Regions from separate parts of the Homo sapiens genome. Here region 1 is linked to region 2. Evidence: chromatin loops called from intact Hi-C (ENCODE). Cell type or tissue: mammary epithelial cell. All regions are shown on one strand. Each heading gives the region's core, and the rest is flanking DNA. Links, peaks and the distances in the headings are about the cores only.

The links. A loop is a pair of places that touch in the nucleus more often than their neighbours do. Peaks named below come from ENCODE experiments on the same cell type or tissue, not always from the same donor. Only the 100,000 strongest peaks of a DNase experiment are listed, where the experiment ranks them.
Region 1: a loop joins it to region 2, with 9 times the contacts of the local background. A loop is called at or near these places in 26 of 110 quality-filtered maps.

The regions. Positions count from the first base shown.
Region 1 is chr2:112,253,597-112,269,148 of GRCh38, reverse strand. It overlaps ZC3H8 (zinc finger CCCH-type containing 8), which reads left to right and starts at 14,107. Exons shown (of 9, transcript NM_032494.3): 1 at 14,107-14,241. The coding sequence starts at 14,168. RefSeq lists a cis regulatory region at 12,123-12,374 and a silencer at 13,925-14,134. In mammary epithelial cell, for the core only: a CTCF peak has its summit at 9,535 (motif pointing left); DNase peaks (open chromatin) are centred at 9,538 and 11,388; H3K27me3 peaks cover 120 bases.
Region 2 is chr2:111,881,409-111,896,960 of GRCh38, reverse strand. ANAPC1 (anaphase promoting complex subunit 1) reads left to right here and starts at 12,768. Exons shown (of 48, transcript NM_022662.4): 1 at 12,768-13,019. It also overlaps the pseudogene EEF1E1P1. RefSeq lists enhancers at 12,245-12,394, 12,738-13,531. In mammary epithelial cell, for the core only: a CTCF peak has its summit at 9,048 (motif pointing left); no DNase peak of the experiment used is centred there.

The DNA of each region.
Region 1 (15,552 bases), core at 6,876-11,875, 370 kb before region 2:
CACTGTCTGTCCAAGGCAGTGGTGAGGGAAACAAGGGCACAATTGGAACTGTTTCTTTTCTAATTTATCTTCTCACAACCTTCCCAAGCTGCTTCCTGCCCCAGGCCCAAGACACCAACTGTTATGGTTTGAGTGTGTCCCCCAAAATTCATGTGTTGGGGACTTAATCCTCAATGCAACAGTATTGGGAAGTGGGGCCTAATGGGAGGTGCAGAGGTCATGAGGGGTTTGCCCTCATGAATGGATTCATGCTGCCATAAAAAGGGATTGCAGGAGTTGTTTCTCTCTCTTCTGCTGTTCTACCATGTGAAGACATGGTGCTCTTCCCTTTCTTGCCCTCCCATCTTCCACCAGTGGGGACACAACAAGAAGGCCCTCACCAGGCCACATGGCAGTGCCTTGATCTTGGACTTCCCAGCCTCTAGAACTGTGAGGAATACATTTTTGTTGTTTCTAAGTCAACTAGTCTCAGGTATTCTGTTACAGCAGCACAAAACATACTAAGACACCAACCCACAGACGTCAGTTTAAAACAGCACCTAGTCCCACAAACTCCACCATTGCCATGGAATCTCCAGAGGTTTCTCCCAATTTTCTCTGTTACTTGTTACTTTGTTAACATTTTACCATATTTATTACACTATTAGCTATCTATTCTTTCCTTTATCCATCCATCAGTTGATTTTGTCTTTAGACACATTTCAAAGTAAGTTGCAGACTTCACTGGTTTTAGTCTGTTTGGGCCACCATAACAAATTATCATAGACTGGTGGTTTATAAACAACAGAAATTTATTTCTCACAGTTCTTGAGGTCAGAAAGTCCAAGATCAAGGTGCCAGAAGATTTGGCCAGCTTCCTGATTCACAGATGGCTGTCTTCTCATTGTGTCTTCACATGGTGGAATCAGCAAGGGAGCCCTCTGGGTTCTCTTTTATAAGGGCACTAATCTCATTCAAGAGGGCTCCAACCTCATGACCTAATCACCACCCAGAGGCCTCATCTTCAAATACCATCACATTGGGGATTACGTTTCAACATACTGAATTTCAAAATTTCAAATTTTCAACATAAATTTGGGAGGAACACAAACATTCAGTCTATAGCACCTTCTAAACACTTCAGCATACAAATCATTAATTAGAATGTAATATTTTTGCAGTACCATTTTAAGGTAAATTTTACATACAGTGAGGTGCAGAATCTTGAGAAAACAATTTGATGAGTTCTGAAAAATGCAGAAAATACATATACCTGTGTCACCCAAATCCTTATGAAAACATAAAACATGACCATACCCTAGAAATTTCCCTCCGCCCCTGCCCATTCAATCCTCATCTGCATCCAGAGGCAACCATTCCTCTGACTTTTTTCACTGTAAATTAGTTTTGCCTGATTTAAAACATGGTGTGATTTATAAATAGAATAAATGCTGTTTTGTGTAAGGCTTTTTTCACTCAGAAAAATGACTTTCTTCATTTATTTTTTATGTTAAAAATTGCCATTTTTTCAGTTTTTATATCTCTTGCTTTTTCAAAATCTTAGAGGGAAAGCATTCAATCATATGAAGTATGCTAGTAACCATAGTTTTTGACATGCCCTTATCAGATGGAGGATATCTATCTATTTTTTGGTTTTTGAGGTTTTTTGTTATTTATTATTGATTTCTTTTTTAATTCCACCATAGTTAGAGAACATACTTTATATTATTTCAATTCTATGACATTTGTTAAGGTTTGTCTATTAAGGAAATCTTTCTGTTAAGGAAATCTATCTATGCCTAATTTGCTGAATTGATGTTGGATATTGTCAAATAATTTTCTGCATCAGTTGATGAGATCATATAGTTTTTCTTGTTTTGACTCATAACATGTTGGATTGCACTGAATGATTTGCAAATAACAAACCACCTTATATTTCTGATATGAACTCCACTTAGTTGTTGCATATTATTCTTTTTATATTGTTGGATTTGATTTTTAACATTTAGTTAAGGATTTTAAAATCTATGTTCAGGAGGGACATTGGTCTGCAGTTTTCTTTCTTTGTTTTTGACTGTTTTTGGAATTGGATTAATGCATGCCTAATAAAATAATTTGGGAAGTGTTCCTTTTTTTTCTATTTTCTGCATGAGATCATATAAAACTGGTATTTCTTCCTTAAATGTTTGGTAGAATTCTCCAGAAAAACCATCTGGGGCTTGAGATTTCTTATTTTAGAAGGTTTTAAGCTATGAATTTAATTTCTTCAATAGTTATTGTTCTGTTAGATTGTGTACTTTACCTTAGATGAGTTTACATGGTTTGTGGTTTGTGAGGATTTGGCTTTTAATCTAAGAGGGTTTCATAAAATTGACTTTTTTTTTTTTTAATTATCGCTGGAGTCTGTACTGAAATATCCTCTTTCATGTCTGATTGGTAATTTGTATCTTTTCTCCTTTTTCTTTTCAGTTTTGCTAGAGATTATCAATTATCTTTTCAAATAATTAGATTTTGGTTTAACTTTATTGTTTTTCTGCTCTTATCTGTTGTTGATTTCTGCCTTTATCTTTAATATATCATTCTTTCTGCTTGTTTTTTCTAACTTCTGAAGGTAGAAGTTTATTTATTTGAGATCTTTAAGTATTTAGAGCTCTAAAATTCCTATAAACACTGCTTTGGCCGTATCTCACAATTTTGCTATGTTGCATTTTCACATTCATTCAGCTCAAAATATTTTCTTTCTTTCTTTCTTTCTTTTTTTTTTTCTGAGACGGAGTCTTGCTCTTTCGCCCAGGCTGGAGTGCAGTGGCGCAATCTCGGCTCACTGCAACCTCTTCCTCTCTGGTTCAAGCAATTCTCCTTCCTCAGCCTCCCGAGTAGCTAGGATTACAGGTGCGTGCCACCACACCCAGCTAATTTTTGGTAAAGACGGGGTTTCACCATACTGGCCAAGCTGGTCTCGAACTCCTGACCTCAAGTGATCCACCCGCCTCAGCCTCCCAAAGTGCTGAGATTGCAGGTGTGAGCCACTGGACCCAGCTTCAGTTCAAGATATTTTCTAATTTACTTTGTGAATCCTCCTTTGACCTATGGAATTTTTAGAGGTATGTTGTTTAATTTCCAAGTATTTGGAGGTTTCGTTGTTGTTGTTGTTATTTATTATTGATTTCTTATTCAATTCCATTATGGTTAGCAAATATCTCTCTATTATTTCAATACTATTACATTTGTTAAAGTTTATTTTATAACCCAGTTTATGGTTTATCTTGGTGAATTTTCCATGTGCTTTGTATATTTGTGCATACCTATTTAGGACTATTATGACTTTATGGTGAATTTGCCTTTTTGTAATTACACAACATCTATATTTATCTCTGCTAATTTTTTACTCTAAGGTCCACTTTGTTTGATATTAATACAGTCACTTTGGCTTTCTTTGGTTTAGTGTTTCTTAGTATGTATTTTACCAACCTTTACTTTTAACCTATCCATATCATGTTTAAAGTGAGTTTCTTGCCAGGGGTGGTGGCTCACACCTGTGATCCCAGCACTTTGGGAAGCTGAGGTGGGAGGATCACTTGAGCTCAGGAGTTCGAGACCAGCGTGGCTAATATTGTGAAACCTCATCTCTACTAAAAATACCAAAATTAGCCAGGCATGGCGGAGTGCGCCTGTAATCCCAGCTACTCAGGAGGCTGAAGCAGGAGAATCCCTTGAAGTTGAGAGGTGGAGGTTGCAGTGAGCTGCAATTGTGCCACTGCACTCCAGCCTGGGTGACAGGAGCGAAACTCCATCTCAAAAAAATAAATAAAATAAAATAAAATAAAATGAGTTTCTTGTGGAGAATACACAGCTGGATCATATTTATCCATTCTGACAATCTCTTTGTTTTATTTGGTAAATTTATCCCACTTGCATCCAATGTACCTATTAATATGTTTGATTTTAAGTCTATCTTTAACATTTTTTTTATTCATTCTCTTGTTGCTCTTCCATTTTTTTCTTTTCTGCTTTAACATTTTGGGATATTCCATATTTGATTTACTTATTGTGTCTTTGAATATTCATTGAGTTTTTAATTTTAGTTTTTATATTTTTCAGTTCTCAAAATTCCATTTGGTTCTTCTTTATGTCTTCTCTTTTTTTACTGAGATGCTCTACTTTTTCCATTTGTTTCAAGGGCATTTAGTGTAGCGTTTTTATAAAAAGCTGTTTCAAAGTCTGTCAGATAATTCCAATATATAAGTCATCACAGCTTTGGCATTTGTTGATTGTCTTTTCCCAGGCAATTTGAGATTTTCCTGGTTCTTTGTATGCCAAATAAGTTTGAATTGTATCCTGGAGATTCTGAATAATAATATGCTATAAAACCTCTGGATCTTAGTTAAATCTTATGCAGAATGTTTATATTTTTGTTTTTATTGGTAATAGACCCGGTTAGGTTCAGGCCTCGATTTCTAACCCACTGCGATTCCAGTGCCTGTTCAACTGGATGCCTTTGCAATGTTATTTGAATCTTAGATCTGTACTACCAGGGACCAGTCAGGACATGGATGAATTATGTCTATTCAACTCTCAAAAGTCTTTGGCATGCCAATTAGGATCAGATCCATGCATGGGCAACTATATGGTAAGCCCGGGGGTTCAGAAATTTATGATGTCATTTTTCTAGGCCCCTTCTTCATTATGGTCTCCTAGAAAATTTTTCAGGTCCCTGGAGCTTTATTTTTTGGTTGTCCAACCAGAAAGCTTGAGCTTCAGTTACCCCCACTTCTGCATACATTTGCAATTGTACCTATGTCTGGGCTTAGTGGCAGGAGGACCACAGAAAAAAGAAAATTAAAAACTTAACGCTATTTCAGTGGTACTTTGAATTGTCATCTTCTTCACCAATCTGCCTGCGTTAATTACTTTCTAGAGTCTTCAAGCAATTCCGTGCATCCTATCTAGGTAAACCTATATTCAGGGACTATAATGTGCTTTTACTATGTTACCTAGAACCAGAAATCCCATCATATATAAACTTTAACTACCAAATACCTTAGTAATATTGTTCTATTCACTAAATATTTACTTAGAATGATCAGTTTCTTCATTGTCCATTTTTTTCTTATAACTCAAACCTGCACCTGAGATTTGCTGCTATCAAATTCATTCTTTCTAATTTCTAAATTTATTCAGAATCTCCTAAATAATTTGCTCATAGTGACCTCTCTGTTTTTGTTTTCCTAAATACATCTTATAGCTCACCTCCATTTTTGAATAATATTGTTTCAAGGTATAGAATCCTAGTTCAGAAGTTTTATTTTCTTTCAATTTATTGAAGATATAATTTTATTGTCTTCTGGATTCCCTTGTTGCAGCTGTGAAGACAGCTGGCAGTCTAATTGTCATTATTCTGAAGGTAAACTTTTAAAACTTTTCTGTGGCTATTTTACATATTTTCTCTGCTTTTCTGTAGTTTCAGTATGGTGTGTCTTAGTATGGATTTCTTTTAGTTATCCTGCCTAGTATTTGTTTAATGCTTGATCTGTAAATTGCTGAGTTTCAACAATCTGGAAAAGTCTGTCTTTTCTTTTCTTTCTTTTTCTTTTTCTCTTTTCTTTTCTATTTTTTTTGAGACAGAGTCTCACTCTGTCACCCAGGCTGGAGTGCAGTGGCACAATCTTGGCTTACTGCAACCTCCGCCTCCTGGGTTCAAGTGATTCTCCTGCCTCAGCCTCCCGAGTAGCTGGGATTACAGGTGTGGGCCACCATGCCTGGCTATTGCGTATTTTTAGCAGAGACAGGGTTTCACCATGTTGGCCAGGCTGGTCTTGAACTCCTGACCTCAAGAGATCCACCTGCCTTGGCCTCCCAAAGTGCTGGGAATATAGACATGAACCACCACACCTGGCCAGCCTTTTCTTTTCAAATATGTCCTCCTCCTCTTTCTTTTTTTCTTCTCTTCTTATTATTAGTTATATGTTAGACATTTAAATCTATTATTTATGTTTTTATAATAATCTCTTTTGTAACTTCCCTTTTTTGGGTGGCAGTCTCTCTATGATGTACTCTGGATAATTTCTTCTGACTTATCTTCCAGTTCACTAATTTTCTTTTAAACCCTGTCTACTCTATTAAAGCCATCTTATTACTCAAAGTCTAATTGGATAATCAGAATCACTAGAAGATAAATAAATAGATAGATGACAGATGATAGCTAGCTAGATTTACAGGGATTTGACCTTATGCAATTGTGGGAGCTGTTTAAAACAGTCTGTAAAGCTCTTGTCTGATATTGGAGCTTCAGAGCTGCAAGGTGGGGCCAGGCACAGCGGCTTATGCCTATAATCCCAGTACTTTGGGAGGGTGAAGTAGGAGGATTGCTGAGGCCAGGAGTTTGAAACCAGTCTGGGCAACACAGTGAGACCCCATGGGAGTGCAGTGAGCTATAATTGTGCCACTGATGAAGCAAGACTTTGTCTAAAAAACTTTTAAGACCTGCAAGGCACATATTCAGGAAGGGAAGTTGGATGTAAAGTGGGGGAGAATGAAGACAATCTAGAATCCCTGAGCATAAACCCAGAACCTGTATTAATCTGCTCTACTTTAATGACGTAGGTGTTGTGCAGGAGACTCTTGAGCCCTTTATCGTGGAACTAAAGACATGCTTGGCCCAGAATTTAGAAAATCTGAAGGAGGATCTGGGGTGAGTTATATCAGGTCTTGTTGTTGTCCCATATCAACAAGGTAAACCAGTAAACAACAATGTGCATGAGTTGCAATAGCATCTTCTGCCCCTTCACTGACCTCCTGAATGTAAAAAGCAATATGGCTGCTGTTTTACCTCCACCTCCCAAATTTTATGCAAAATCTATCTTGTGGTCCACCCTAACTAGAAATATGCAGGATAAGAATCCTGGAAAACATGGGTTAGCCTACCTAAGATGACATGTTACAAAATCACCAAGTATACACTAAGATGACATATTACAAAATCATCGAGTATACACTTATTTTTTTTTGAGACAGAGTCTTGCTCTGTCACCAGGCTGGAGTGCAGTAGCGCGATATCGGCTCACTGCAACCTCTGCCTCCCGGGTTTAAGCGATTCCCCTGCCTCAGCTTCTTGAGTAGCTGGGACTACAGGAGCCTGCCACCACGCCTGGCTAATTTTTTGTATTTCAGCAGAGATGGGGTTTCACCATGTTGGCCAGGATAGTCTCCATCTCCTGACCTCGTGATTCGCCCACCTCGGCCTCCCAAAGTGCTGGGATTACAGGCATGAGCCACTGCGCCTGGCCCAAGTATACACTTTTTAACTAGGTACCTATAAATATCTCTTTAACCCATATTTAGTTTTCAGATAAAAGCAATAGCAAAGTCATGCCTCTGCCTAACATGATGCACCAATCCCCCATTCAACCAAAAACATGCTACCCATTTTCCCAAGAAAGGATAAAAAGTCCCTTTTTCACTTTTGGGTGATGTTCATTCTTCTTTGAATTCTTTTTTTAGCTCAGTCACATGCCTCCTTTTATATCCTATAACTTAAATAGAGATATAAAGTTAACTACTATTAACATATTTTGTGTTAGATGGTAGGGGAATAGTAGAAGGGAAAATTTTAAATATATGTGTGTGTGTGTCTATGTGTGTGTAATTCCACACACATATTTCCACAAATTTATATCAAATTAAGAATGATATATTCATAAATATTGCAATCATTTTTGCTACTGGTCATGTAGTTGGGAAGCAGCATCATTCGTCTGGGGTAATTCCTTAGGTTCATTGTCTCATGCCAAGGAAATCGAGGATTCGGACACACAAGGACGGAGTTTAAGAGCAGAAGTTTAATAGGTGAAAGAAAGAGAAAAGCTGCCTCATGCAGAGGAAGGGGTCCCCAACATTTCCAGGTTCAGGGAGAGATGTGGGTGGTTTTATAGATGAGCTTGAGGAGCTGGTATCTGATTTACATAGGGTGCAAAGGATTGGTTGGACCAGGTGCGCCATTTACATGGTGCTTGAAGAAGCTAGCAACCCCACCCTAATCTTTTATTATGCAGATAGGTTTGCTACCTGGCTGGTGCCATGTTGCCTGTTCCCTGACTGTACATGTGGTGACAAAGAAAAGGGAAGATGGAGCCTCCATGTTGGATATGCCTGGCTCCTAGGTAGCCCTTTTCTATTGGCACAGCTGCCAGCATTTACCTCTGCAAGGTTCTAGCTTGCTTTTCTACGTCTGCTGCTTGATTTTTCAGGCTGCTCTTTGTTAGAAATGATTTTGGAGCTGCTTTTTTATTAAAAGGGAAACCTTACTGAGGACTCGCTTGCCCTCACTAACAGCCTAAACAATTTCTTTTAAGCTCCTGTATCAGTTGCAGCTGATATTTGTACAACTACCTTCTGCTCCTACTCTTTGCCGTGTTCTCTTTGCTCTCCCAAGCTGGTCTTGACTCCTTGCTGGGCGTGAGGCAGGAGAATAGGGTCTGGAAGCAGGGAACTTAAGGCCAATTCGTGCTGAATCAAGGAAAAACACCAAGGTCTGGGGGCAGGGAATCTGAGGCCAATTCACGCTGACTTCCCAAAGCTGGATCAAAAGGAAAACACCTGGGTCTGGGGGAAGGGATCCTAAGGCCAATTACTGTAAATATCCTAAAGCTGAACCAAAAGGAACCCCCCCTTCCCATCTCCTCACACCAGAGTAGCAAAGGATCAAAGGCTACTCTCCCTACAACTCTCCCCCATCTACCACATCTCAGATGGAAAAGGAAAGTGCCCTGGATTGGCCGAGGGCCTGGCAGGGACCATCGCTTCATCTACATAGGGCACCAATTCACCTCAGCCTTTAATTAGCCAGAGACCAAATCCTTCATCTATAAGCACCTCAAAAGGAGTACTTAAAACCCAGAAAACTTTGCAACTGGGCCCTTGAGCTGCTTGCTCTGGCCCATTCCCACCCTGTGGAGTGCTTTCTCGCTTTAATACATTCCTGCTTTTGCTGCTTCGTCCCTGTGTTTCATTCCTTTGTTACTTTGTGCGTTTTGTCTAATTCTTTGTTGAAAACACCAAGGACCACCACAACTTACACTCAAGTGCCCTCCTGATAACAGGTGGATAACCCAAACCTTCATGCCTGAAGGGTTTGGGGCACTTTCAGTGCTGCCTGTGGTGGTGGTGTTTTCTATTAACTTTAATCATAGAGCATAGGATTACTTAGTCTCCCGCCCAGGAAATCAGCTGCATCCTAGACATACTCTTCCTTAACATCATTATGTAGTCAGGATAACTTGATAGTTAGGATTAATCACCCCTGCCAATACAGTAAGCCCCTTCTTTACCTGTTAATTCACTGGCATGAGGATCCTAAGGTGGCCAAACGGCAGTCTCAACCTCAAGTTTAATGGACTCATTGTCACGCCCCTTGATGCAAACATTCCTACTTTTGGGATTAACGCTACACCGGTGGTTCTCAAGTGAGGACGATTTTGCTCCCCGCAGAGGACATTTGGCAATGTCTGGAGACATTTTGGGTTGCCACAACTGGGGAACAGCTGCTACTGACACCTAGCGGCAGAGGCCAGGGATGCTGCCAAGCTTCCTACAATGCGCAAGACCGTCCCCAATTATCCAGGCCGAAATGACAATAATGTTACGGTTGAAAAAGTCTGCTCTAAACCAGCAGAGCCCAAAGTTGTGGAGATAGGCAGCAAACATTATTCTAGGGCATCACTAGGAATAATACAGAGAGGACCTACTCCCACTTGGAAGCCTTGATTCCCAGACCCTGTGTATACTGGCTATGGGAGAAACAGCACCATGTATTGGTGATTGTTGATTTATAGCACATACTCATAAGGTATTATATCTAGCTCATACTGGAGCTGAGTTATCACAGGCCATTTCACCATTTTAACATGCCAACTGCTTTATTTTATTTTGGTAAAAGAAATATAAAATTTGCCATTTCAACTTTTTTTTTTTTTTGAGACGGAGTCTCACTCTGTTGCCCAGGCTGGAGCGCAATGGCACCATCTCGGCTCACTACAACCTCTGCCTCTCGGGTTTCAGCGATTCTCCTGCCTCAGCCTCCCGAGTAGCTGGGATTACAGGTGCCCGCCACCACGCCTGGCTAATTTTTGGATTGTTAGTAGAGACGGGGTTTCACCATGTTGGTCAGGCTGGTCTCAAACTCCTGACCTCAGATGATCCACCTGCCTTGGCCTCCCAAAGTGCTGGGATTACAGGAGTGAGCAACTGTGTCTGACCAGCCATTTTTAAGCATATAATTCATTGGCATTAGTTACATTCACATTGTTGTGCAACCATCACCATTATGTATTTCCAAACTTTCCCATCACCTCAAGCAGAAATTCTGTCACTTTTAAGCAACAATTCCGTTTCACCCTCTCTCAGTCCCTGGTAACCTCTAATCTACTGTCTGTCTCTATACAATTCCCTATTGTAGATATTTCACGTAAGTGGAATCATACAATATTTGTCCTTTTGTGCCTGGCTTATTTAACTTAGCATACAGTTTTCAAAGTTCAGCTAGTATACAAAATTCAGTTCTGACAGCATGTATCAGAGCATCATTCCTTTTTATGGATAAATAATATCCTATGTGTATATCACATTTTATCCATTAATCAGTGGATGGACACTCGGTTTGTTTCTACCTTTTGGCTATTGTGAATAATGCTGCAATTAACATGAATGTACAAATATATGTTTCAGTCCCTGTTTTCAATTCCTTTGGGTATATACCTAGGAGTGGAATTGCTGGGTCATATGATAATTTTATGTTTAGGCCATCTGCTTTATAATAATAGGGAATTTCACTTTTCTATTGCTATAGAGGACAGCAAATTGGCCTAAAACTTTGTGGTTAAAAAAACAAACATTGATCTTCTTTATTATTATTATTATTTTTTGAGATGAAGTTTTGCTCTTCTTGCCCAGGCTGGAGTGCAATGGCGCGATCTCGGCTTACTGCAAACTCCGCCTCCTGGGTTCAAGCGATTCTCGTGCCTCAGCCTCCCAAGTAACTGGGACTACAGGCATGCGCCACCACACCCAGCTAATTTTGTATTTTTAGTAGAGACGGGGTTTCACCATGTTGGCCAGGCTGGTCTCAACCTCCTGACTTGAGGTGATCCACCTGCCTCAGACTCCCAAAGTGCTGGGATTACAGGCGTGAGCCACCACACCTGGCCCAACATTGATCTTCTTATATCCTCTGTGGGTCACGAATCTGCGAGCTGCTTAGCTGGGTGGTTCTGTCCCACAGTTTCTCACGGGATTGCTGTCGAGATGTCTTCTGGCTTGCTTAGTGCTGGGAGATCTGTTTCCAAGGTACCTCACCCACATGGCTGGCTCTCCACAGGCTGCCTGAGTGATTCATGACATGGTGACTGACTTCCCTTCATGCAGATGATTCAAGAGAATAAGGCAGAAACTACAATGTCTTCTTATGACCTCAGAAATCATGCATCATCACTTTTGCCACATTGTATTTGTTAGAAATAAATAAGTAAATCCTATCCACATTAAAGAAGAGGGGACTAAATCTCCAACTTTTGCAGGGAGAAGTGTTAAGGAATTTTTGAACACATTTTAATATGACCACACCATCCACTGATTTTTTTTTTTTTTTTTTGAGATGGAGTCTCACTCTGTCTCCCAGGCTGGAGTGCAGTGGCGCAATTTCAGCTCACTGCAACCTCCGCCTCCCGGGTTCAAGCGATTCTCCTGCCTCAGACTCCTGAGTAGCTGGGACTACAGGCGTGCGCCAACCCGCCCAGCTAATTTTTGTATTTTTATTAGAGACAGGGTTTCACCATTTTGGCAGGATGGTCTCTATCTCTTGACCTTGTGATCCACCGGCCTTGGCCTCCCAAAGTGCTGGGATTACAGGTGTGAGCCACCACGCCCAGCCCCATCCACTGATTTTTAAAAATTTCAGTATTATATTTTTTATTTCTAGAAGTTCTACTTGGTTACTTCTCCCCAATTTCTCTATGACACTTTTTATAGTTTCTTTTTTATTAGTTAGATATTACTATGTAGTAAACTACTTAAAAACTTAGTGGCTTAAAACAAGGACCATTTATTTATGTGGGTTAGTAATTTGGACTGGGATCATCTGAGAGTCTTTGGTTCTCTGCAGGACTCCATCATGTGTGTGCTCAGCTGTATGTTGCCTAGGAGGCTTTGCTTTTAGGGTTTTGCTAGCTGTTGACTGGGTGTTTTCGCTGTCCTCCATTAGCCTTATCTTCTACATGCCTCTCCCTTATCGTCAGCAGGGTAGCCTGAGTTTATTGTCCTGAAGAAGGCAGGCATATAAGAGACAGCAGACACATACAAAGCCTCTTGGGGCCTTGGCTTGGTATTGGCAGGCCACTTCTGCATTCTACTAGCTAAGACAAGTCATTCTATCAGGCAAAATCAACTCAGATTAAAGAGGAGGTGAAATAGATCCTACCTCTTTATGGGAGGAGCTGCAAAGTCACATTGCAAAGGACATGGATACAGGAAAGGTTGGAGAAATTGGGGCCTTTTTTGGCATCAATCTAACACAAACATATGTAGCCTTTTATATAGTCTTTGTCTGAAAATGCTAGTGTCTGATGCCTTTGCAGGTCAGATGTTTTAGCTGCTTTTTACCTACCAATCTAATTTTCATTTGTGTCTGGTTATCTTTTGCTGTATGTTGGATATTTTATATAAAAAAGTGTGTATGGTAACAATTTGGGTTCTATAATAATGCTTCCTGCTAAAGAGGGGGTAATTCTAGTTTTTATCTCCTTAATTCAATTTTTTCTCTGAATTTTTAGTAATGATTCATGTTCCATAGGTGATGGCCTACAATATAAACAACATGGGAAAGTAGAATTTCCCTGGGGAAGATGTCTGGCTTCAAATAGTTCCCTTCACTAATCGGTAAAGGGATCCTGATTCATGCCAAGAATCAAACACTCCCTTCACTTACAGAAGCAAGTCAGGTTCTCTATCACTGGCCCAACCTAGGGTTTGAGCCTTCCTTTCTACAGGTCCCTTAAATGGCATTACATTGAGCAAAACTGAGCAATTTCCTGTTCTGCAACAGCATGCTCTATTTTCCTGCCTTCATACAATTCTCTCTACTTGGAATGCCCACTTCCTCTTTTCCTATGGAAATATCTCAAGACCCAGCTCAAATACTCCCTTCTCAAGAAGCCTTCCCAACTGGATGCAATTTTTTCCCTCTTCTGAATTCTCTTAGTATTTGGTACTTTTTAACGGACTTTTCTGTCTTGAGGTTACTTGTGTATTCATTTTAATTCCCATTCAATTGTAGAGACCCTACAAGTTACATTACCTGACTACACATCTGTTTATTCATTTCAAAACTGTGAATGGTAATAGAACATCTTTTACAGGGCTGTTGTGAGGATTAAGTTAGCTAACATGTGAAACGCTATTTCTAAGGAATAGTAGTGGAGTGCTCAGATAAATGTTAGCTGTTACTACCATCCCTTAGAAATACTGTGATTTTGATGGAAGAGTTTTCACCAAGGTGAAAGCAGAATCCTAACAACTAATTTTAAAAATTCTGGGCTGGGGCCGGGCGCGGTGGCTCACGCCTGTAATCCCAGCACTTTGGAAGGCTGGGGCGGGCGGATCACGAGATCAAGAGATCGAGACCATCCTGGCCAACATGGTGAAATCCCGTCTCTACTAAAAATACAAAAATTAGCTGGGCGTGGTGGCAGACACCTGTAGTCCCAGCTACTCAGGAGGCTGAAGCAGGAGACTTGCTTGAACCCGGGAGGCGGAGGTTGCAGTGAGCCGAGATCACGCCACTGCAGTCCAGCCTGGACGACAGAGCTTGACTCTGTCTTTAAATAAACAAACAAACAAACAAATAAATAAATAAAATAAACAAAATTCTACTATCTGAGGTAAAGGACGAAAAAGCTTACAGAAGGGCAACCACGGCGGCGCCTGCGCAGAGCCGAGGCGAAGGAGGCAGGGAGAGACCCGGCCTGCCCAGAGTCGCGGAGGGCGGTGCAGCGCATGCGCGGGGCAGGTGAGGCTGCGCGGGGCGGAGCCTGTGGCCCTGGCGCGGCTCTGGGTCCGTCTCGTCGCGTCCGGGTTGTCACTCTCTCGGGTTGTTACTCTGTAGCTTCCCGGCTCGCGAAAGGGAGGACCTGTCTGGGTCATGGATTTTGAGAATCTTTTCTCAAAACCCCCCAACCCGGCCCTCGGCAAAACGGCCACGGACTCTGACGAAAGGTGATCCCATATCTTTTCATCTTTTGAATGCAGGGGCTCAGCGGGACTCCGCCTCTTAGTTTCTTCTGGATTGGAGGCAGTCCGGGGCCACGTCCGGGCCGCGTCGCGAGGGCCCGTGGGGAGCACGTGGGCCGGCCGGGCGCCACCGTCTGACCTATAGAGGTCGTGCGGGGTCCGGGTGGGAGCAGAAGCTGAACGCGGGGCTCAGGCTTAGGCCGTCAGGGCCGGGGCTGTCGAGAGCCTGGGCGGGGGAGCGGGGTGGAGGCGAGAAGGCTCCGGGATGCGCCCCTTTCTCTGCACAGCAGCGGGTGAGGAGCCCGCCTCTGTGGTCCCGTAGCGTCTGTCTTTACCGTTGTTGCCTGTTTCCACGAGACCGTAAACTCCCAGAGGACACTGATGTGACCTTTTTCACTGACACCTCCTAGGTTCTTTTCTGTAGAAAGGATGAAACCACAAGTTTATTGAAAGGTAAAGAATAGGCAATACTCTGCCATTAGTCCACTGATTTGCATGGAAAGACCCTAAAGACCACAATAAAGCAACAGACGTCATTTGGACTTAATATTTCCATTAGGTTGGAAAAGCAAGTGAGACTCTTGGTCAGATGGCCCTAATTTGTAGATTATATTTTTGGAGCAGTGTCTAGTGATTTGAAATGCTAAAAACCACCATCTTTGTTCTTAAACCTACGTCTTTTATTTCCCTCAACTGAGATATATTTCCAGTTGTGATTGATTTTACCATTCGATATTGGTCAGCTGTTCACTCTATCTCAAATTTTACCTTAACTGATCATCCAGAGCTTTACCTTGTGCTTTACATGAAATAAATCACTTAATCCTCAAAACAAACTTAAAGAGAAGATGATGCCGTCCTCGTTTTACAGATGGGAAAACTGAGGCACGGAGAGGCTAAATAACCTGCCGAGATTGCACAGTGTAAGTGGAAGAGCTATGTCCAGGATCCATGATTTTATCACCAAGCTTCTCATGCAAAATGACTAAAATTTTAAAATAAGCCCTATAAATATTGGAAAGAGACAGATACACTAATTACTTGCAGATGATATAATTTACTAAGAAAAATAACTGGTACTAATTGATATGTTATAAAATACATAAGAATTCATCACACAAAAAAAAGATAATAGCAACATTTAAAAATCCGAACAGCAGCTATCAGTTTCAAAGTGTGTTGGACACAAGCTCCATTCCCCAAAACTTGACTGCAATACATAAAAGACACTTGGAATTTTGCCAAAATGATGGGTGAAGGATGGTATGGAAGTATGGTGAGCTGTCCATATTATTT
Region 2 (15,552 bases), core at 6,180-11,179:
AGGGCAGTCCAACAAGACTTGGGTCAGACCGTGGTCATACCTTGCCTACATGGCCTCGAGAGATGTGCAAGATTGCCAAGGACACCTCGGCAGAGCTGTTCTCCTGCAATTTCCTTGCTATTGCTCACATATACCAAGCACTCCTCCGCCCAAAGGTTTGCACTGGCTGTTCTCTCTGCCTGAAATGCTCTTCCCCTAGACACACAGCTTCCCAGTTGGCTCTCCTCCAAGTCAGCTCAAATCTCACTTTCTTGTTGAGGCCTGCCTTGTACAATACTCTTCAGCTATCTACCGGTGTTTGATATACCACCCCAAACATAGTGGGAGTAAAATGTCAGCCATTTTATTAGATTCCTGAATTCTGTGGATCGGAGGTTTGGACAGAGCACAGGGGAAATAGGTTGTCCTTGCTCCTCCATATCTGCCTGGGACCTTAGGCTCAAATGGTTGGGGATTAGAATCATGTAAAGTAAATTATAACCTGCAGGCCTATGGCTTCTTTTTGCAAATAATCGTTATCGAAACACAGTCATTCATGTTGGTAATTGTGACAGAGATTATGTGGCCCACAAAGCCATGCAATCTGGCCCTTTAGATAAAAAGTTGGCTAACCCCGATCTCAAGGCTCATTCACTCACATAGCTGCCATCTGCACTGGGATGACTTGGGCACTAGGGCTGCAGACTAACTGGAGCACCTAAACTAGGCTTCTCCATGGTGGCCTTGGAGTAGCTGGAAGTCTTGCATGGCAGCTCAGGGCTCCAAGAGCAAGCATTCCAGTAAACAAGGAGGAAGCTTCGTGGCCTTTTATGTCCTAGCCTCGGAGGTCACATAACTCCACCCTACTCTCTTGATGGAAGCAGTCACAACCCCACCCTCATGGGGAGGAGCCATAGAGGTTCAAGCCCAACCTCTTGAAGATAGAAGTGTCAAAGAAGTTGCAGTTATGCTTTTAAAAATCTGCAAATGCCAAAATTTAGCTAAACTGTGAGATGTCAGCTCTACAATGTTAATTTTGTACTTGTGCATCCAAATGATATTGCAATTTAATGTCCTAATTATTCAAGTGATCAGACTACATGTAGGAAAATATGAGCGACAAACAAACAAACAAAAAACAACCCGGACCCCATATTACATAACTAGTTCCAAGGCTGTTGTGCAACTTCAACAAGAAGACACTTACCTGGAACCCATTCTCCAATGCCCACTGTGTCTCCTGTGTCAGCTAAGACTCTGTGCTACAAGTAGGAGCCCCTACTGTTTAATACCTAAGAAAAAGAGAGAATGTTAAAGGCCTGCTGCAGTGTTCATCTAAGGGCTAGGGAAGATTACCCCCACTGATTCAAGTGTGAAAGAGCTGTAACCAAGGTAAAGTGGCATTGTGGTCACAATCTATCTGTCAAACATGTTCAACGTATCAGTGACAGGACTTGAGGCTTCCAATTGAAGGTCCCATAGGAGCGCGCCAGGCCACACACAAATGAAATGTGTGAAGACGTAGTCCTCAATGACCCTATGTCTAAACCCATACCTTGCTTCTCTTTGTCCTCTTACCCCTGTCCCCTACCCCTTTCAGCTCTGTCTACAGCTATACCTGTAATTTATTTCCCCCTCCTGCCTCTAGTCTACCATGTAGACCCCCCAGTTCACCTCCCTCAGAAATCTTCTATCCCATCAGCTGGGTACAGTGGCTCACACCTGTAATCCCAACACTTTGGGGGGCCAAGGTGGGCAGATTACTTGAGGTCGGGAGTTCGAGACCAGCCTGGTCAACATGGTGAAACACTGTCTCTACTAAAAATACAAAAATTAGCTGGCTGTGGTGGCGCATGCCTGTAATCCCAGCTGAGGCAGGAGAATTGTTTGAACCTGGGAGGCAGAGGTTGCAGTGAGCTAAGATGGTGCCACTGCACTCCAGCCTGGGCAACAGAGAGAAAGACTCCGTCTCAAAAAAAAAAAAAAGCAATCTTCAGACCACTTTGGCACTCACTCACCCAGCAGCTAGCATCCATACCACAATACTCTAGTAATAGCACCCTGGTTTTCCTTTGGTGAACCATGCTTCCTACACTCACCTCCCTGTCCCTGGGTCTGGATGTGATATTCTCTTTGCTGTCTTAAGACCATTATGTGTCCCTACTCTCTAGTCTCTGGCTTTGACTCTGATGTCATTAGACTAGACCAGCCCTGCTTGCTGCAGCCACGTAGGGACCCCTGAGTCTCTCCTAATTCTCTGAAGATGCAGCGCCTGCATCACAGTCACTCCCTTTACACTATCCCTGCCATGACTTTTGGTAGTTTCGGTACCTTATAAATGGTACTTCAACACCACAGCTTCTAAACCCCTTGACCTCTTGTCCTTCATTCAGTATTCTGAGCAATATATTAGAAATGTAAGTGCCAAGTTCTTAAAATTTGCTGGATAACTGGAATGGTGCCCGTAAGAAAAGTCAACTCATAATGCCAAAAATCTTGAGGGACGTACAAGCATCTTGTAGTTTCTTGCATAACACAGACAGTGCATGGAAGAGACCCTGTTCAATGTGCTGAACAACATAATGGGAGTATAGGTTTAAGGCCTTTGGGGGCATATATTTTAGGTAATGTAAACCATTTGAAATATTGAATCAAACACACATACACAAGTGCAGTCATATAATTGCCTTTTTTTTTTTTTTTGAGACCGAATCTTGCTCTGTCACCAGGCTGTTGTGCAGTGGCGTGATCTTGGCTCACTGCAACCTCCGCCTCCCAGATTCAAGCAATTCTCCTGCCTCAACCTCCCGAGTAGCTGGGACTATAGGTGTGTGCCACCACACCCAGCTAATTTTTGTATTTTTAGTAGAGACGTGGTTTCACCATGTTGGCCAGGATGGCCTCCATCTCTTGACCTCATGATCCACCTGCCTCAGCATCCCAAAGTGCTGGGATTACAGGTGTGAGCCACTGCGCCCGGCCAGTTGTATAATCGTTAAGTGGAAGTTAAACGGTTTCACTGCTAAAAAATTACTGACCAGATCCAACATCTCGAGTTTGTTACAGTAAGAGGACACAATATAGCAAATAGCAGTAAAGTAAGAATAAGCATCTCAGTCAAAGGCTATTCATGGCCAGATAGGCCAGGTGCCAGCTCCTTTGTCCTAATTTCTGTAAGGAACGTGGCAGGATGCACTTTCTCTGTTGGATCAAAAACCATTGATGTGTGCATGGAACACCTCAGAAATGGGATCGAAAATGGAGTCTCAGCTGGGGATTTTTATATTTTGCTGGTCATCGGCATAGTCTTAAGGCATAACCAGCCTCAACAGCAGAGCCCTGTGGCAGGGGTTGGAGGGGTCTCGCTGAGACCAGGTGCAAATCATTTATCTCATTGTTTTCGAAAAGCAAAGTTGATGGTAGTACAAGTTTCCCTGAAGCTCCTCAGACTGATGGTTAAAAAGCAACATTATTAATCAATATGCTTCATGCTCTTGGCCAGGGGTCATTGCCACGCAGGAACTTCAAAACAGTTCAAGCTAATTTCAGGCCTGCTGGAATTAACCCTCACAGTACAATAGCTTTTATAGTTGTTGTAAAGTGAAATAGTACAAGTAAAACACTCCATTCAGCACAGTGAACACGATACTGGAATAAAGTATTTCCTTTAGTGGTTTCTTGGAGTGTCTTTCAAGATAATCCATCCAATAGGCTGAAAAACTCATTAAAAGTAAAATCTCACTCTCATCCCATTGGAAATGGGGCAGCACCATTTAAAGATGCTCCTCATTGTGTTGAACAAGGTACAGAAGGCCAATTGTTGAGCTTTTATAGTTGGTGGGTAAGTGACAACCTATTTAGCATCCTGGAAGAGGCATGAGAAGCATATCTAAGTGTTACAGTTTGTTAGAAAAATGAGCTAGGGCCAGGTGCGGTGGCTCACGCCTGTAATCCCAGCAGTTTGGGAGGCCAAGGCGGGCAGACCATGAGATCAGGAGATGGAGACCATCCTGGCTAACGTGGCGAAACCCCATCTCCACTAAAAATACCAAAAAAATTAGCCAGGCGTGGTGGCACATGCCTGTAGTCCCAGCTATTCAAGAGGCTGAGACAGGAGAATTGCTTGAACCTGGGAAGCGAAGGTTTCAGTGAACCAAGATGGCACCACTGCACTCCGGCTGGGGTGACAGAGCGAGACTCCATCTCAAAAAAAAAAAAGAAAAATGAGCTAGTGGGCTAGGCATGGTGGCTAATGCCTGTAATCCCAGAACTTTGGGAGGCCAAGGAGGGCAGATCACCTGAGGTCAGGAGTTAGAGACCAGCCTGGCTAACATGGTGAAACCCTGTATCTATTAAAAAAAATAAAAAAAATTAGCTGGGCATGGTGGTGCATGCCTGTAGTCCTAGCTACTCGGGAGGCTGAGGCAGGAGAATCACTTGAACCTGGGAGGTGAGGTTGCAGTGGGCTGAGATCACACCACTGCACTCCATCCTGGACCACAGAGCGAGACTCTATCTCAAAAAAAAAAAAAAAAATGAGATAGTGTATTTTTTCACTGTGCTGAGAAGTACAGTGGAAGTTGCCTTGTCTGGCACTTGTGTCTGTTATGGAATTGAGAGTTCTGTCATGATACTTCCTTTAACATGCTCAGCCACATACTAGGAGGCCAAGAGCCCAGTTTTTGAAATTGTTGGGGTGTAATGATGGAGAACCTAGGACATTTCATTCCATGTGCTGAACAACAGACTGGAAATACTAGTATCCAGCTTATGTAATTTGTTGGGGGGAGGTTGGGGAGGCAAAGTCAGGTTGTGTGTTTAAAAGGCTCAAATCACCACAGTCAACTGCATATGGGAAGTACAATTATTAGAGCATGTAGAGGCTGCATTTCGAGAGGTGAACAATAAAGTGGAAGGATCAGTGTCTAGCCCTTATAGCTTTTGGAAACTTGAGATAGTATAGGTACAAAACTCCTTTCACTATGCTGAACAATATCTATGATGTGCAAATGTTTAAACATTAGGGTTCACTGGGGCACTGAAATGATGCTTAGAGGGGTCTCAAGTCAGCATAAAGCCATACTGGGAATACAAAGTCTAGCACTTGAAGATTGAGGGAAAGTGAGACGGTGGATGTAGGCCGGGCACAGTGGCTCATGCCTGTAATCCCAGCACTATGGGAGGCTGAGGCAGGCAGATGCTTGAGCCCAGGAGTTCGAGACCAGCCCAGGCAACATGGTGAAACTCCGTCTCTACAAAAAATACAAAAATTAGCCAGGCATGGTGGTGCATACCTGTGGTCCCAGCTACTCAGGAGGCTGAGATGGGAGGATCGCTTGAGCCCAGGAGGTCGAGGTTGCAGTGAGCCAAGATTGTGCCACTGTACTCCAGCCTGGGTAATAAAGCGAGACTCTGTTTTTAAAAAAAAAAACAAAAAGAGAGAGAGATGGCTGCTGAGACCAGCTCGGTCGTGGAGACCACAACCCAGTGGGGCTAGAGGAATTAAAGACACACACACAGAAATATAGGGTGTGGAGTGGGAAATCAGGGGCCTCACAGCCTTTGGAGCCGAGAGCCCCAAACAGAGTTTGACCCACATATTTATTGACAGCAAGCCAGTGATAAGCATTGTTTCTATAGATTATAAATTAACTAAAAGTATTCCTTACGGGAAACAAAGGGATACCTCGAAATAAAGGGATGGGCTCTGGCTACTTATCTGCAGCATGAACATGTCCTTAAGGCACAGATAGCTCACGCTATTGTTTGTGGTTTAAGTAAGTAGTTTTCTGCCCTGGGTGGGTCAGGTGTGTTCCTTGCCCTCATTCCGGTAAACCTACAACCTTCCAGCGTGGGCGTCAAGGCCATCACGAGCATGTCACCATGCTGCAGGGATTTTGTTTGTGGCTAGTTTTGGGGCCAGTTTATGGCCAGATTTTGGGGCCTGTTCCCAAGAGATGGCAGATGTAGAAGACTCCATTCAGCATGCTGAAGAACATACCAGAAGCACAGAGGTCTAGGTTTTGTAGTTTATTGGGAAACTGCACTTATAATTTATTGGGAAACCACATAATGCCTGTAAGCAACTCCATTTAGTTTCTTGAGCAAAATACAGTAGTCTAAGTGCTTTGTCTTTGTAGTTTTAGAGGAGTTGAGATGGCGCATACAAAAGGATTCCATTCTACCTGCCAAAACCATCTTGGAAATAAGTTTCTTCTTCTTATAGTTTGTTGGAGAAATGGAGATGTTACATATAAGAGATTCCATTTGCTGTACAACACACTGAAATTAGAGGTCTGGCTCTTGTCATTTCCTGGGAATGGCTGGTGATTTGGTGATCTGTCAGGTGGCAGACAACAGGAAATCAACTGATAATAATTTTTTTTTTTTTGAGACAGAGTCTTGCTCTGCCCAGGCTGGAGTGCAGTGGCAAGATCTCAGCTCACTGCAACCTCTGCCATGTGGGTTCAAGCGATACTTCTGTCTCAGTCTCCCGAGTAGCTGGGACTACAGGCACGAGCCACTATGTCCGGCTAAATTTTTGTATTTTTAGTAGAGACGGGGTTTCACCATGTTGGCTAGGCTGGTCTCGAACTCCTAATCTCTGGTGATCTGCCACCTCGGTCTCCCAAAATGCTGGGATTACAGGCATGAGCCAACGCACTGAGCTCAATAATGACTTTTTTTTTTTTTTTTTTGAGACGGAGTCTCCTCTGTCACCCAGGCTGGAGTGCAGTGGTGCGATCTTGGCTCACTGCAAGCTCCTGGCATTCTTTATGGTATTTCTCTTGTTTGCTTGCCACTAGGAGCACAATTATGTCAAAGAAAGAAAGAAAGGAGAAAAGGAAGGCAGGAAGGAAGGGAGGAAGGGGAAAAAATTAAAAAAAAATGTGTGTGCATGATGGAGCTGCTGCTAGATTGGTGAGTTTTTGAGTTCTGAATTTCCTTTGGACCTGTGGCTGAAGTTGTAAAACCTAAGCTTGTGGTTGTTTTTGTGTGTAAAAATTAAAAATAAAAAGCCTTTTCCCTTCCTCATAAAAGCAAGGTATAGTAATTAATCTTTTATAATATCTTGTTTGTAACTCTTTCTGTCTGTTTCTCAACTTTGGAGACAGATAGGTCACAAACCTATATGTGCCATCTAGGGGTATCTAGTGTAGACACACAGAATTTTTTTTTTGTTGTTTTGAGACGAAGTCTCGCTCTTGTCCCCCAGGCTAGAGTGCAATGGCGTCATCTCAGCTCACTGCAACCTCTGCCTCCTGGGTTCAAGCAATTCTCCTGCCTCAGCCTCCTGAGTAGCTGGGATTACAGGCGCCTGCCACTGTGCCTGGCTAATTTTTTTTTTTGTATTTTTAGTAGAGATGGGGATTTCACCATGTTGGCCAGGCTGGTCTCAAACTCCTGACCTCAGGTGATCCACCCACCTTGGCCTCCCAAAGTGCTGGGATTACAGGCGTGAGCCACTGTGCCCAGCCTTTTTTTTTTTTTTTCTTTTAATCACAGTTCTTAACAAACTTCCATAAATACCCAAAAGGGGAAAAGAAATTTGAGAATATGAAAGAGGTTAATAAATAGCCAAATATGTCAACCATTGAAAGGACACCTATTTTTATTTTAGATTAAACCACTGATTTGCAACTTTTATTGAAATAAATGTCATTTGTTAAAAACAAGGTTAATTTTGTAACTTGATCTCAACTTGTTTTTTTAATAGCAGTTAAATTTTTACATAAAACATTGCAAAACTTCAACTAAAGGCTGGGCGTGGTGGCTCACGCCTGTAATCTCAGCACTTTGGGAGGCTGAGATGGGCAGATCACGAGGTCAGGAGATCAAGACCATCCTGGCTAACATGGTGAAACCCCGTCTCTACTAAAAATACAAAAAATTAGCCAGGCGTGGTGGTGGGTACCTGTAGTCCCAGCTACTTGGGAGGCTGAGGCAGGAGAATGCGTGAACCCGGGAAGCAGTGCTTGCAGTGAGCTGAGATCGCGCCACTGCACTCCAGCCTGGGAGACAGAGTGAGACTCCATCTCAAAAAAAAAAAACAAACAAAAAAAGCTTCAACTAAAGAACAAATAAAACATTCAGACACAAGTTGACACTTTAAAAATTCTATAGATTTCAACAAATAATGAATGACTGTATATTAATTTATATTAGTCCTGTGGTCAGAATACATTTTCCAGTTAAAACATTTTTAATACATCTTCTGTACGGCACGGATAGCTTCTAGTGGGAATTAGTGTATAGTCTGTTCTTGATGAAGACAACACTAGACAGATGTTGCCTGATATCTGGATAATGCTGAATGTGACAAAACCAGCGAGACGCATTAAGATATTTCTTCTTTTCTTGAACTGTCAGGTCAACTATAAAGCGATGAAGTCCATAGTACAATAGGATATCTGCAAAGGTAGTTATATCCTGTAAGGTAGACTTTATCTTCAAGATATGAAATAAGATCCTTCAACAGGGTGTGGGCTGGGCATGGTGGCTCACGCCTGTAATCCCAGCACTTTGGGAGGCTGAGGTGGGCGTATCACAAGGTCAGGAGATCGAGACCATCCTGGCTAACATGGTGAAACCCTGTCTCTAATAAAAAAAATACAAAAAAATTAGCCGGGCGTTGTTGGCGGGCGCCTGTAGTCCCAGCTATTCGGGAGGCTGAGGCAGGAGAATGGCATGAACCCAGGAGGCAGAGCTTGCAGTGAGCAGAGATAGCGCCACTGCACTCCAGCCTGGGTGACAGAGTGAGACTCCATCTCAAAAAAAAAAAAAACTAAAAAAAAAAACCAGTGTGTGGCTATCATTTTTACTGGAGTGACTCTGTATTGTAACCATTGCTGAACTATTGCTTTTTCTTCTGCAGTACTCCCTAGCAAATATCCTTTGTTAGCTTGCTTGACTAGATGAGCTGCTATAGTAGTCAATCCTGTTAGACTTGGACCATTGTTTGTTTGAAGAACCAGAATCTGTCACTCATCCTGAGCACTTTATTTATTATTCCCCTTACTCAGTCCCAGGGACTTCTCTAGTAGTGACAACTTGGCGGCTGCTGCCATCTTCTGGCGGTAGCTCCTGGAAGAGACCAACGTTTAACTTTTTGAGAACCTGTCAAACTGTTTTACCAAGCGGCTGCACCATTTTACATTCCTATCAATTATGTACAAGGGGTCAAATAACTCCAAATCTTCATAAACACTTGTTATTGTCTGTCTTTTTGATTACAGCTATCCTACTGGGTGTGAAGTGGTTTTGGCTTACATTTCCCTAATGACTAATGATGTTGGTCATCTTTTATCGTCCTTTTTGGCCACTTGTATAATATATTTTTGGCAAAATGTCGTTCAAATCCTCTGCCCATTTTTAGACTGGGTTGTCTTTTTATGTTGAGTTGTAAGACTTCTTCACATATTCTGGATAACAGACTCTTATCAGATTATTTGCAAATCTTTTCCCCCATTCTGTGAGTTGTCTTTTCACTTTCTTGACAATACCTTTGAAGCACAAAATTTAAAACTTTTCTCCAACTTATCAAATTTTTTCCTAGGTTCCTTGTGCTTTAGGTACCATATTTAAGACATCATTGCCTAATCCAAGGTTATGAAGATTTACAGCTATGTTTTCTTCTAAGTGTATAGCTTTACTCTTTTTTTTTTTTTTTGAGACGAAGTCTCGCTCTTGTACCCCAGGCTGGAGTGCAATGGCGTGATCTCGACTCATTGCAACCGCCGCTTCCCAGGTTCAAGTGATTCTCCTGTCTCAGCCTCCTGAGTAGCTGGGATTACAGGCGCCTGCCACCACGCCTGGCTATTTTATTTATTTATTTATTTTTTGTATTTTTAGTAGAGATGGGGTTTCACCATGTTGGCCAGGCTGGTCTTGAACTCCTGACCTCAGGTGATCCGCCTGCCTTGGTCTCCCAAAGTGCTGGGATTACAGGCGTGAGCCACCGCGCCCGGCAGCTTTACTCTCATATCTGGGTCTTTGATGCACTTTAATTTTTGTATATGGTGTGTAGTATGAATCAAGATTCATTTTTTCCATCTGAATATACAAATATTGCAACACTAACTGTTGAAAAGATGCTTCCCTCCTTCATTTGCTTTTGCAAGTTTGTAAAACAACAACAAAATCAACTGGCCTCACTCTGTAACTGAGGGCTGCACATATTGTCTTCCTTCCAAAGAGTACAATATGGAAAGTGGGGAAATGTAACATCATAGTAGAGAAATCTGACAAACACTATCTCAGTTAGGTGATCAAGGTTGACATCAGCAGCGATAAGTGATACTGTTGATAAGTACCTTTGATATGATGTGATGAAAATGACACTTTATGATCTTCCTTCCTGAAATCCATATCCCCAGGCTAATCATGAAGAAACATCAGACAAATTTCAGTTAAGGGATATTCTACAAACTAATGCAGTGGCTTGCACCTGGAGTCCCATCTGCTTGGGGGGTTGAAGCAGGAGGACTGCTTGAGCACAGGAGTTCAAGGCTGCAGTGAGCTGTGTTTGTGCCAATGCACTCTAGCCTAGGCAACACAGCAAGACTCTCTTAAAAAAAACTGAATAAAGTATGAATTTTAATTACTAATAATGTGTTGATATTTCATTAATTTTAACAAATGTACTATACTAATGTAAAATACTAATAATAGGGAAACTGGATGTAGAAACTGGGTATAGGGTATGTGGGAAATTTTTGGACTATCTGCAGTTTTTCTGTAAATCTAAACTTTATTATTATACTTTAAGTTTTAGGGTACATGTGCACAATGTGCAGGTTAGTTACATATGTATACATGTGCCATGCTGGTGTGCTGCACCCATTAACTCATCATTTAGCATTAGGTATATCTCCTAAAGCTATCCCTCCCCCCTCCCCCCACCCCACAACAGTCCCCAGAGTGTGATGTTCCCCTTCCTGGGTCCATGTGTTCTCATTGTTCAATTCCCACCTATGAGTGAGAATATGCGGTGTTTGGTTTTTTGTTCTTGCGATAGTTTACTGAGAATGATGATTTCCAATTTCATCCATGTCCCTACAAAGGACATGAACTCATCATTTTTTATGGCTGCATAGTATTCCATGGTGTATATGTGCCACATTTTCTTAATCCAGTCTATCATTGTTGGACATTTGGGTTGGTTCCAAGTCTTTGCTATTGTGAATAGTGCCGCAATAAACATATGTGTGCATGTGTCTTTATAGCAGCATGATTTATAGTCCTTTGGGTATATACCCAGTAATGGGATGGCTGGGTCAAATGGTATTTCTAGATCCCTGAGGAATTGCCACACCGACTTCCACAAGGGTTGAACTAGTTTACAGTCCCACCAACAGTGTAAAAGTGTTCCTATTTCTCCACATCCTCTCCAGCACCTGTTGTTTCCTGACTTTTTAATGATTACCATTCTAACTGGTGTGAGATGGTATCTCACTGTGGTTTTGATTTGCATTTCTCTGATGGCCAGTGATGGTGAGCATTTTTTCATGTGTTTTTTGGCTGCATAAATGTCTTCTTTTGAGAAGTGTCTGTTCACGTCCTTCGCCCACTTTTTGATGGGGTTGCTAAACTTTTTTTTTTTAAAAAAGTTTAAAATATTGGCCGGGCGCAGTGGCTCACGCCTGTAATCCTAGCACTTTGGGAGGCCGAGGCGGGAGGATCACGAGGTCAGGAGTTCGAGACCAGCCTGGCCATCGTGGTGAAACCCTGTCTCTACTAAAAATACAAAAGTTAGCTGGACGTGGTGGCGGGCGCCTGTAATCCCACCTTCTTGGAAGGCTGATGCAGGAGAATTGCTTGAACTCGGGAGGCGGAGGTTGCAGTGAGCCGAGATTGTGCCACGGCACTCCAGCCTGGGCGAAAGAGCGAGACTCTGTCTCAAGAAAAACACACACACACACACACACACACACACACACACACACAAACAAAAGTTTAAAATATCAATTAGGTATATTTGTATTTAACTGTTTCATGAATCTTTGTTTCTAACCTTTCTCCTATAACCCATTCTTTTTTTTTTTTTTTTTTTGAGACAAGGTCTTGCTCTGTTGCCCAGGCTGGATGGAGTGCAGTGGCGCGATCATAGCTCACTGTGGCCTCAAACTCCCTGCTCAAGTGATCCTCCAGACTCCCAAGCAGCTGGGACTACAGGTGCGCACCACGCCTCCAGGCTAATTAAAAAAATTTTTCTTTTGTGGAGACAGGGTCTCGCTATATTGCCCAGGCTGGTTTCAAACTCTTGGGCTCCAGCAATCCTGTCGCCTCGCCTCCCAAAGTGCTGGGATTACAGGCGCGAGTGGCCGCTGGGGTTCTTAACTTGGGTCTTTGAATCGCCTTAAGAAGTGTCTCTGAATCTGGGAATTGCAAGCAACGTTTCTGTGAGGACCTTCACACAGTTCATCCACTCTTCGAAGAGTATGGACCGAAAAAGGCATAGAGCATTCACTGCACGTAGAGAAAATCAGCAACCCCTGCTCCCCACCCTCAGCCTGAGGTGCCTACCTCCACGTGGGGTCAGGAGGCGGAAGCGAAACCAGAAGAAAAAACCCTGAGATCTATAAGGCAGTTCAGGTCCCTAGTGACATGAGCTAAAGAGAACTTGGACGCCAGGACTGTAGCAGACAGAGTCCGGCTTCGGGGTTCGCATCAGTCGCACGGAAGGTGGAAATAGCCCCCAAGTTGTAACCCGCCGCGGTCTTCCCTCAACAGCGCAGGCGCCAGGACTGCTAGGACGCCGCGCACCTCCCGCGATGCCCCGCCCCGGCGCGAGGCAAGACGGGAAAGTCAAGATGGACGCGTCCATTTGAACGTCTCGCACGCCTTCCTGCCATTAGCACTCGAGCCCGCTGCTGTTGCCCGTTCTTCCTCCAGAATAGGGGAGGGAGAGGGAATGAGAAGCTGCTGCGGCCCAAGAGTCACTGTGAAGGACCCCGCCGCTGCCCTCGGGCCTCCTCGGCCCCTGCGCCTCCGGGGAGCAGCCGGGGCTCGCCGCGCCTGACGCGTCCCGAGTTATACAGGTGCGGGCGCCGTACCGCAGCACTTGGTGGTCTGTCGCGCGCCGCGTGACTCTCGCACCCGTCCCGAGGCCGAGCCTCCCCTGGTGGCCGTAGGTCTGGAAACCCGGGGTACTGGGAACCCGAGGGAGGGCCTTGAGCGTGCTCCGGGGCTGAGGGGGCCTGCGGGCGCTCCTGGCCTGCGGGCTGGGGTGCTCCTTCCGGCTCCTGCTTGCCAACCTCTTTCCTGAGCTGTGCGTAGCATCCCATGTGCAGCCTCAGCTTTCAGACTGGCCTCCAGCCCCTCTGAGCTGTTTTTCTGAGCCTCGGGCTCTCAGCCTGTTTTCACCGTCCTCTAGAAAGGCTGGGGAAGCTCTTGTGGAGACTTAAGCTCCCGTTAGTGTGCATTTGGGTCTCTTTTTTTTTTTTTTGGCAGGGTAGTGTTTGTAGGAATCATTGCTGATACTGTTATTTATAGCATATAAATTTAATAGTATTTTTACGTGTAGCTGTTTATGTTGCACCTAACAAGTAAAAACATTTCTAAAAGTTTGGGGTACTGAAAAAGTATTAAATATGTGGCATTAATCGGTACAAAATGATAATTCTTTAACAATTCTGTAATTTTCTCTCAAAGTTATAAGAAAATAACATTATAAAATTGCAGAACTAAAGTTTCATAAAGTCAAAAGTTCGTTGATGTTGGTTATTCTGTTGAATAAAATATAGGAAGACCAGCTGAATTTTGTTTTCTTTTAAGGTTTTTTTTTTTGTGGGGTTTTCTTTTTTTTTTTTTTTTTGAGAAGGAGTCTTGTTCTGTCTCCTAGGCTGGAGTGCAGTGGCGCCATCTCAGCTCACTGTAACCTCTGGCTCCCGTGTTCAAGCAATTCTCTGCTTCAGCCTCCCAAGTAGCTGGGATTACAGGCGCCCGCCATCACTGTCTGGCTAATTTTTGTATTTTTAGTAGAGATGGGGTTTCACCATCTTGGCCAGGCTGATCTTGAACTCCTGACCTCGTGATCCACCCGTCTCGGCCACCCAAAGTGCTGGGATTACAGGCGTGAGCCACCACGCCCTGCCCCTTGTAAGTTTTATAAGGCACTTTTTACTTGTGTTCCAAGTTCAAGTGTCCCAGTACTCATTTATTTCTAGCAGGAGGAAGAACAAAACTTGTGTCATGTTTTGTGACATAATTATATCCAGAATAACTTTTCTTTTTTTTTTTTTTGAGACGGAGTTTTGCTCTTGTCCCCCAGGCTGGAGTACAATGGCGCGATCTCGGCTCACTGCAACCTCTGCCTCCCAGGTTGAAGCGATTCTCTTGCCTTAGCCTCCCAAGTAGCTGGGATTACAGGCGCCCACACCATGCCTGAGTAATTTTTTTTTTTTTGTATTTTTAGTAGAGACAGGGTTTGACCATGTTGGCCAGGCTTGTGTCAAACTCCTGACCTCAGGTGATCCTCGCGCCTCAGCCTCCCAAAGTGCTGGGATTGCAGGCGTGAGCCATCGTGCCTGGCCAAGAATAACATTTAATTCACAGCAAAATAACTTTGTGGCTTTGGAGGAGCTGCAAAGGAACTACATAGGCTTTGGCTGTTTGTGTAACCATATAGGATTCTTGCCCTATGAGCAGCAAGTCAATACACGGAAACAACGGGGATTGCAGCAGATAAAGTGTTTTACTTGCAGGGCCACCGAACTAGGAGACTGAGGAAACTTCAAGTCAGCCTCCCCAAAGAGTTAAGGTCTAGAGGTTTTTTTTTTGCTTTTGGTTTTTTTTTTGAGACAGAGTCTTGCTCTGTTGCCCAGGCTGGAGTACAATGGCATGATCTCGGCTCACTGCAACCTCCGCCTCCTGGGTTCACGCCATTCTCCTGCCTCAGCCTCCCGAGTAGCTGGGACTACAGGTGCCCGCCACCAAGTCCAGCTAATTTTTTGTATTTTTAGTAGAGATGGAGTTTCACCATGTTAGCCAGGATGGTCTCGATCTCCTGACCTAGTGATCCGCCTGCTTTGGCCTCCCACAGTGCTGGGATTATAGGCGTGAGCCACCGCACCCGGTCCAGAGGTTTTAAAGAGAGGGTAGTGGGTTAAGGTATTGATTGGTCAGAGAATGAAGGATGAAGTCATAGGACAGAGAGATAAACCACATTCTCATGCTAATGTGGTTCCTTGATGGGGTCTTAAGACTAGCTTGCATCATCTCAAAAGTCTTAGGCTCCTAACATTAAAAATGCTGTCTATAGGAACATGGTATATATAAACAGGTACAGGAAAGTGGATCGAAGGACAATCTAATTATGCTTATCTGTACTTTTGTCTAAAGCCTGGCTGCTACCTAACCTTGTGATGAAGGCTTTAACAGTTCATCCACATTTTTTTAGTAATAAACTGTACTGTAATAGATTAATAATTAGATTAATTAGATGTAATAATTAATTAAAACCTAGTACCCTTAAATCTGCAAGCATAACTGTTCCATGGCTAGAGTTATTCATGCCTCGGTTCTTTGGGTTTCGACCAATAATTGAAATTGATTGTAGTTATATATTTAGGT